2 separate regions of the Homo sapiens genome follow, and region 1 is linked to region 2. Evidence: chromatin contacts called from ENCODE Hi-C data. All regions are on one chromosome and are shown on one strand. Each heading gives the region's core, a stretch centred on a gene start or an enhancer-like site at or near the end of the contact. The rest is flanking DNA. Distances are from core to core; before and after follow the strand shown.

What was found. A loop is a pair of places that touch in the nucleus more often than their neighbours do.
Region 1: a loop to region 2 is called in a map of Caco-2, with 3 times the contacts of the local background. The contact joins the promoter of AKR1C4 here to the promoter of AKR1C3 in region 2. A Hi-C loop is called at or near these places in 2 of 168 maps with a recorded cell type or tissue (Caco-2 and Calu3).

The regions. Positions count from the first base shown.
Region 1 is chr10:5,194,886-5,199,497 of GRCh38, reverse strand. AKR1C4 (aldo-keto reductase family 1 member C4) reads right to left here and starts at 2,661. Exons shown (of 9, transcript NM_001818.5): 1 at 2,547-2,661. The coding sequence starts at 2,630.
Region 2 is chr10:5,092,744-5,097,605 of GRCh38, reverse strand. It overlaps AKR1C3 (aldo-keto reductase family 1 member C3), which reads right to left and starts at 3,192. Exons shown (of 9, transcript NM_003739.6): 1 at 3,078-3,192; 2 at 1,029-1,196; 3 at 56-172. The coding sequence starts at 3,161. It overlaps LOC124900291 (U8 small nucleolar RNA), which reads left to right and starts at 4,063; the gene lies at 4,063-4,198. RefSeq lists an enhancer at 3,055-3,349.

The sequences.
Region 1 (4,612 bases), core at 1,412-3,911, 100 kb before region 2:
GTTTTTATAGGCACAGGATGGGGGCATGGCAGGCCAGGGTGGTCTTGGGAAATGCAACTTTTGGGCAGGAAAACAAAAATGCCTGTCCTCACCTAGGTCCGAGGCGGTGGAGCCGTAGCCAGGGACCACGTCCTCCTCTAGCCAGCACTTCCCTTCCCGCTTTCTGTATCATTTAAAGGGACCACGCTCTTCCCTTCCCAGCACATCCCTATCAGTAGTTCAGGCACCAGCACTGACCTTCACAAAAATCACATTATCCTCGTGTCTTGGGTTGGTTCTATATGTGGGGTGATAAACCCATCCCAATTTGCTGAAGTCTTTCCTGGTTAGTAATAAAGATTGGGTATCCCTGGACCTCTTCAGTCCCAGGCAGTTACTGGTTAATCACTAGCATGGAGTTTCCCAACAACAACCTCAGATTCAGTCATTTGTTAGAAAAATTAACAAGACTCAACTTATAAATAGTTATTATTATTTGAGACAGAGTCTCACTCTGTCACCCAGGCTGGTGTGAAGTGGGACAATCTTGGCTCACTACAAAATCTGCCCCCACCCCCACCTTCTTTACCTTGGGCTCAAGTGATCCTCCCACCTTGGCCTCCCAAATAGCTAGGACCACAGACAGGCATGATAATGCCTGGTTAAGTTTTTGTATTTTTGGTAGAGATGGGATTTCCTATGTTACCCAGGCTCAAACTCCGGAGCTCAAGGGATCCACCTGCCTTGGCCTACCAAAGTTCTGGGATTACAGGCATGAGTCACTGCATACACACTCCTAATTATTTTTAATATAGTGAAATTAACACATGGAAAAAGGCACATGGAAGAAATTATGGTAAGAATACGGTGTAAGTTCCTATGATTCGTCTCTCAGTGATGTTTCAGGAAACACACTGACTTCCTCCAGCATCACATTTTGGCAACATAGGGGAAATGTTGACTACAAGGGATGCTATTTGGAGACTCAATTCCCAAGATTTTAACTGGGTGCTGGTTAAATTGACCCAGTCTGTATAGCACACACCAAACTTCCGGTCTTGTAAAGAAAGCAGGTATACAGAAACCCCACACTTTGTACAACCAGTTAATTATAGATGCTACCCTTATCAGTTAGGAAGGGGTGAGAAATTCAACTTCTCAGATACCAGCCAGGCTCCAACTTTGAAAACAGGCGCATCTACGGGTGGCAGTCTATTGTGTTAACTCCTTTCTACACAGCCATTAGCCATTCTGTGTGCATGACAGAACTAAATACTAGGAGTAAAGACATACATTCCAAGGATGTAGATTTATACCTAAGAAATTAACTGCGACCTGTGAGAGATTAGTAAGGTACGCTTTATCCCTAAAAAATAAGACCAACTCTTTTAGAAACGATATAATTTCAGTGAAATTTAAAATTATTGACTTATCTACCAAATTTGGATAAAGATTTGAAAGGTATATTTTTTAAATGACAAAACCGTAAATGAAACAATTTTCTATTTTAATATAAGCTTTTCTGAAGCTTTCTTTTTCTAGTGAAATTAAAAGGAACTAGATGCCAGGTTGCACTACCTTCCCCTGATGCCAACCCTGATCCTCTGTTTGCTGTGCAGGCACTCAAGGTTTACCAAGGCTAGAGCTTCCGTGTTGTGCTTTTCCTTACTTCTCCTTCATGCCAATTTGCATTACAAAGTGAACCACTCCTGTCGATGGTCTTCAAGGTGTTTCTCTGTAAATTCTTACAACGTATAGTTGATCAAATTTAGACAAAAATTTTATGTGACTACTCCTTATTAACACACTTAGTAGTCTTGGAATACAAGTTTTCTTCCAGTGTAGAAATAGCTCAGTCTAGAAAAAATGTCTCCATTTTGCCCACTTCCGTGTCAGAGGGCCACCCCTATCATTTTGATACAAATCTGATGCATATTAACACGGACCAAAAATTTAAAATTTTTCTTGTGAGGTTCTAGGTTTTCCTTAGAATAAAGTTATTTTTCCTTTCAGATAATTTTCCTAGAGGTGAGAGTTGTGCAGGGCATTGTATTAAGTCCAGGACCAGTATTACTGTGTCATGCTCAAGACCACGCGGCAGCTCAGCAGTACTCTCCCAACAGTTTTCATACACCCCATCTTTAGGTGCTGTTACCACAAATGTTTCTTTTGATCACGTCTAGTAGAAGAATAAAAGATTTCTTCAACCACAGAAATAAATGGAGAAACCATTCTCACTGCAGTCATCTCCTAGAAAGGGAACTGCCAGGCAGTGTTCTTCACTGTTGAGTTTTATATATTCTGCCAAGCTGGGCAATACACAGAAACAGCATATAAAAACAGTGTATAAAATAAAAATAAGCAGTAAATTACCATATGACAGACCTCAGTGCAAAACAAACATTGACTACCTTTTCTCTTTGAACATAGAATAGCTCTAGCCCAGTAAGACAGACCACGTGAGTCACTCAGGGTAACAGAAACACAAAGCTGAACAACCCAGGTCATCGTTCACTTATTCTAGCTTTGCTCTTTTAAATGCTCAATGCTGAAAATGTGATTATTACCTCTGGAGGTGCATAGGTGCCAAATCCCAATACGGGCATGAAGTGACCATCATTTAGCTCTACACGCTGATATTTGGGATCCATTGCTTGCCACTTCTTTCACTAAGCAGATCCTGTTTCCTTCAGCAACATCTGGCATTTATATTCAGGGGTTATGTAAAACATGGGCAGGCAGTGCTGCACTGCTCCCTGGGGCTAATCAATGGCATGTAGGAGGAAGCAAGTGATGGTGTATTACACAGGCTGTGAGGAAAATTGAATCCAGTTCACTCGTTTCTTATCAAAGAGAATTTTTACATACATTATTATATAGTCAAAATATTTTTTTCTAAAGTGAAATTTTCTATTCAGAATCAATCAATCTCTCTCTCTGTCTGTCTGATAAACTCATCCAACAGGTTTATAGAATGATTGGTGATCATGTTAGACTATAAAATACCTCCAGCTACAAATCTTGTTTTTGTTCATGCCATGATGATATCCCATCTTTATCTTCTGTCATTTGAAATAATCAACCATCTTACATCTTTCTCTCAGACAGTATTCAAAAGAATGACCAGTGAGCATTTTTTTTTAGTGGTGACCCTCAATAAAGAAATTAAACAAAACCAAAGAAAATTTCTCTTTTTACGTTTTTCACCAACAAATTAATTTTGTTTCTTCTTTAATTGTAGTAGGAATATTCATTCCTGATGAAGGTGTGGTCCTGATGATGTGGCAATCCTGCAAAGGTTCAAAGGGAAAAGAAAACAGAAATTCTGACATGATGTTTATTGGAGTATTAATTATTAACAATGTTTGGACTTTGGACATCATTTGCAACATGCAAACAGTTCTTTAATAGTGTTTGTATCTTCCATCAGTTTTATAAGAAACCAGCAAAAGTAACTTCCCAAAAAGCTGATAACTATTTTATATAATTTGTGATCTTATTAAATGTTATAAAGAAAAAAGTAATTAAAATAAATTGGTGAATAATCCTCACATGGCATAATTTTACTTGTTTCTCCCATTGGAGGGCAGACTAGAACACGATGATTAGGCCGGGGGCAGTGGCTCACGCCTGTAACCCCAGCACTTTGGAAGGCCAAGGCGGTAGGTTTACTTGAGGTCAGGAGTTTGAGACCAATCAAGTGAAATCTTGTCTCTACGAAAAATACAAAAATTAGTCTGGAGTGGTAGTGGATACCTGTAATCCCAGTTACTCAGGAGGCTGAGGCAAGACAATTGCTTAAACTCAGGAGGCAGAGGTTGCAGTGAGCCAAGATTGGGTCACTGCACTCCAGCCTGGGCGACAGAGCAAGACTGTCTCAAAAAAAAAAAAAAAAACAAAAAACAAAAAACGAAGATGATTAACATCTGTGAAGAATCCATACCAATATCTGTTGTTGTCTGACATTTTAAGAATAGCCATTCTGACTGGTGTAAGATGATATCTCTATGTGCTTTTGATTTGCAACACCCTCTTTTCTTCTATTCACTTCTTCCTAAAAGGAACAATAAAAGAAAATAATTAGGTAAATTACTATACATTGAAGCAATGGAATATAATAGAGCCATTTAAAAATTTTCACACAGAGTGTCATCAGCAGGATGGTAGATTAGAAAGCTCTCAAATCTCCCATGGAATTATCAAAAAACAATCTGAAATGAACTAAAATAAACTCATTTATTTATAGAGTGGCTCAGTAGAGATGCAGGGTGACTATAGATGCACAGATGCCACTGGCAAGAGATTAGGGGGAAGAGACATACAATAGGCCATCTATGGCACTTAGGAGAAGCTGAGCTGTGAATTTTTGACATGATAAGGTATTCAAAACCATTGGGTATTTGGAGAAATCAAATAGGGCACACAGAGTCTAGGCAGATGCACGTTCAGAAAAGAACTGAGAAGACCTTAAGTTTTCATGTAGGGCTGATGTCGAGACTAAGAATATGCCAAGCATATTAGCTGATCATTGTCATGACACAGAATATATATAGATTATGAAATGTGGCTGTTTTTCAAATGTGCGATAAAAACAATAACAAAGCTACAAAGAAACAGGAAAACAGCGTTCATT
Region 2 (4,862 bases), core at 1,943-4,442:
ACAATGTTTATAATGACAGCAGAAGCGCAATTTTATGCTCATACAAACTGCATACCTTTAGAGACATTGGAGAATGAATAAGATAGAGGTCAACATAGTCCAATTGAGCTTTCTTCAGTGAGTTTTCCAAGGCTGGTCGGACCAACTCTGGTCGATGAAAAGTGGACCAAAGCTGCAGAGGTTAAAGAATGGAGGTGATTTTGAATGAATGCTTGAGCAAATCTTATTACTTTGTGCCATCTAGTATTTAGATATTTTCCTACTGCTTCAAAATTTATGACCACTGGCAAACATATTCTCTTCCTTCTCATGATTCCTTTGGCTCTGACCTATCCTTATAAACTTTATTATACGTTGGATGTATAGTTTGTACATCTACTGAATGATAGGAGTAAATTCTTAAAATGTAAAGATTAGTATTAAGTAATAACTATGATGTTACCTGAATTATCTTCAGTAGAGTTTACAACTCATTTTAACAGTCTAATTCTTCTATCCATTCAACCCAATGCTTAAGAATAGCTATTTATGTTGCTTAGAAACTAAAGCAACATAAAAGGGGGGTAAAACAAGTTTTGAACATGCTCACTATGCTGGACACAATTTAGGACAATTTAAGTGTCTATTATTTAATACTCCCAGAGCTTTCTTATATTGCTTTCTATCTCACTGATAAAGATAGCAATTGAGAGAATAATAAGAAATCTTAGAAAATCACCCAGGCGATAAGAAAAACCATAACATGATTATTGTTCTCTGTGATTCTATAGCACATGTCAAATCACACTGATCTCAGCTGAAGCTCAAAAAAGTAAAGGGACTTTCAGGTCATAAATTGGAACACAGCCAAAATGAAAAGTGATCATCATTCCTTGATTTTGATTTCAGTTTTAGTATGTGAGTATGTGTGAATAAATTTGAACCCAGAAGCAAAATTCACCCACAACTACTCATCCAGTCATAGAATTGTCATCTCCACACAATCACAATAAATACATGTGCACACAAGCTCATCATAGACACAGTACCTTTGAAGTGTAGAATATGTCTTCTCTCTTCACACTGCCATCTGCAATCTTGCTTCGGATGGCCAGTCCAACCTGCTCCTCATTATTGTATAAATGAGCAGAATCTATATGGCGGAACCCAGCTTCTATTGCTAATTTTGTGACCTCCAAAGCTTTACTTCTCGGAACCTGGAGGAGCAACCAAAGGTAGTATCTGGTGATCACTGTGGCTGAGAGGTAGTTCAGGCACAAGCATTGACTTTTATACAAGAATCAGCTTTTCCTCCTGTCTGTATGTGGGGTGAAAAGTCCATCTCAGTTTGCCTGAGTCTTTCCTGGTTAGTAATAAAGGTTGAGCATCCCAGAAACACCTTCAGTCTCAGGCAATCTCTGGTTGATCACTGTTATGGAGGTACCAAATAACACCCTCAGATTCAGTGATTTGTTGGAAAAGTTAACATGACTGAAATAGTCCTAATTATTTTTAATATAGTGATATTATACATGGTAAAAATCACATGGAGTATAGAAGGGAAACGGTGCAAGCTCATATGAGTTCTCTCCCAGTGATATTACACAGAATGCTCACTCAGACTTCCTCCAACATCGTATTTGGGAAATGCTGTCTACAAGAGATGTTCTTTGGTGTCTCAGTTCTTGAGATTTTGACTGGATGCTAGTTACATCGACCCAACTAGGGTTCACTTGGGAAATAAAGCATCTGTGAATAGTAGTCTATTAAGTCTTTTCTGCATAGTCATTCTGGCTACACAACAGAACTGAACACTAGGGGTAAAGATGTATACTCTGAGGATATCGATTTGTACATTAAAAATTCACTGAAATCTGTTAAGAATTTACTAAGGTACAGTTCTGCCATAAAAAATAAGGCTATCTCTTTCAGGAAAGACAGAATTCCAGTGAAATTTAAAATTACTGACTTATTGACCAAATTTGGATAAAGATTTGAAAGGTATTTTTTAATGACAAAAATATAAATAAACTGTTTTCATTTTTACATGTATTTAAAGAAGCTTTCTTGTTTCGTTGAAATTACAAGGAACTAGATAACGGTCTCCCCGCCATCTCCTGAGAACAGTCTTTTTTTTTTTTTTTAAATCTTTTTTGAGAGCAGTCTTTAAGTGTGCCAACACTCAAAGGTTTACCAAGGCTGGAGCTTCAGTTGTGTCGTTATTTTCATTTCCTGCCCATGCCAATTTATATTAAAAATTAAACCACTTTTGTCACTGGTCTAGAAAATGTATCCTTGTAGATCATCACAACTTATCGATAAAGTGAGAGACTCAAATTTCAATAATTAGTTCCTATTCACACACTTAGTAGCCTGAGGACAGTCTTGGAATACAAGTTCTATCTAGAAAATGAGGTCTCCATTTTGTTCATTTTTGTGTCAGAAGACCACTCCTACCACTTTGATACAAATATGATGCATACAAAAAAGGACTAAGAATTTAGACTTTCCTTTGTTAGGTTCTAGATTTTACTTAAAATGAGGTGGTATTTTTTTCTTTCAGGAAGTTCTTTTTAAAAGTGAAATAGTACAGTGGAAACTCTAGTCCAGGTCCGGTAATACTGGGTGGCACTCACTGCCGCCCATCAGAACAGTGATACTCTGCCGACAGTTTTGTGCACACCATATCCAGTAATTTTTGCTATAAGTATTTCTCTGGATCGTATGTTCTTGGAAGATGGAAAGATTTCTTCAGTTGTAGAAACAGAGAAATCACTCCTATTGCAATTAATCTCCACCAGAGGGAGATGACCAACAGTGTTCTTCAATACTGAGTTTTACATATTCTGCCAAGCTGGGAACTAGACATGAACAGAAGAAAGAAACAGTGCACAAACGAAAAATAAGCAGTACGTGACCATAGGAATGGACCTCAATGCAGAACAAGGATTGCCTACTTTTTTCTCCTAGCCTAGGAAACCTAGACCAGTGAGTCATCCAGAGTAAGGTAGGAACACGAACCTTACAACCCAATACGGGTTTCACTTCTACTAGGTTTATTCTTTTGAAATCCGAAAACTAAAAGGAATTATTCTTACCTCTGGAGGTGCATAGGTGCCAAATCCCAATACAGGCATGAAGTGGCCATCATTTAGCTTTACACACTGGTGTTTGGAATCCATTCCCTGTCACTTGTCTGACTAGCAAATGTTTGCTGCTGCTTCTCCTCAGAGATTACAAAAACAATGGGCAGGAAACCCCTCCCCCCACCCCTGCAAACTGACTGATGGTTAACCAATGGCATGTAGGAGGAGGTACATAGGCAGTCTTATATGGTCTGTGGAGAAAATTGCATTCAGTTCATTTGTTTCTTATCAAAGAGAATTCCTAAGTAAATTATTATAATATATGGTTATAATAAACTCATTAATTTCTATCTAAAGTATTATTTTCTATTCTAAATCTCTATATTAAATTATTCAAAAGGATTTGTAGAACAAATAGCAACCATATGTTAGACTATAAAAACCTCCAGCTACAAATATCTTTTTTCGTTTCTGCCGTGATAATGCCCCTTCTTTATACTGCATCATTTGAAATAATTAACCATCTTACGTCTTTCTCTCACATACACATAATTTAAAGGAATGACTAATGAGAATTTTTCAAATAGTTGGTCCTCAATAAAAAATTAAAGTTAAAACTGTAAAAATATTTGCCTTTTTACATTTTCAATCAGAAAATTTATTTTGATTTTTCTTTCTTTGCGTTGTAAGAGAAATATTCATTTCTGAAGAAGATGCAGTCCTGATAAAGCTGTAATCCTGATGAGGGTGCAAATAAAAAGAAATTCTGGTGTAGTTTTTATTGGAGTGTTAATTATTAACAGTTTTTGGAGTTTGGACATCATTTAATATATGCAAGCAGTGCCTTAATAGTATTTGTTCTTCAACCAGGTTTATTACAGACTATCAAGAAGTAACTAGCCAAAAAACTGATAACCATTTTATATAATCTGTCATCTTGTTAAACATTATTTGTAAGGAAAAACTGGAAATTAATTACATATAAATGGATGAATAATTCTCATGTGGGATAGTTTTCACTTGTTCCTTCCTTTGGAGGGCAGATTAGAACATGATGAATGTAGTTTGCACAATACATTATCAACATCTTGGAGTTGTCAGAACTTGCAATGCCCTGATTTCGTTCTATTTACTTTTCCTCAAATAATAACCAAAAAGTAAGTTGAGAAATAAGTTAATTATTATACATTGATACAATATAATATAAAATCATTGAAAGCTTTTACAGAGTGATTTCAGCAATATGGTGGATCAAAAGGCCCCTACTTGTCTCATGGACGCGTCAAGAAGTGATCTGAAATTGACTAAAATAAACTTATTTATTTATGGGGGTGCTGAGTAGAAATGTAGTATGATGCCAAGGGCAAGAGATTAGGGGAAGAGACGTGCAATAGTCCGTCTAACCCATTGAGGGGAAGCTGGGGTGTGAATTTTTGAAATAGTAAGCTATTCAAAAGCCAGTAGGTATTTGGGGGAACTACTAATGGGCACACACAGTCCAGGCAGATACAAGTTCAGAAAATTGCTGACAAGGCCTTAGGGTTTTATGTTGGGCTTATGCTAAGACTAAGAACATACCAAGCATATTAGTTGATAATCGTCATGACACAGAACAAATCTATATAGAGTTAGAAAAATGTCTATATTTTGAAATGCTCAAATAAAATAATAAGGTATATAAAGAAACAGGAAAACACAGTCCCTTATAAGAAAGAAAACGAGTTGACAGAAATTATTTTTGAAGAACCATGAGCACTGAAATTAGTAGAGAAAGGTTTTAAAACAATTATCTTAAAT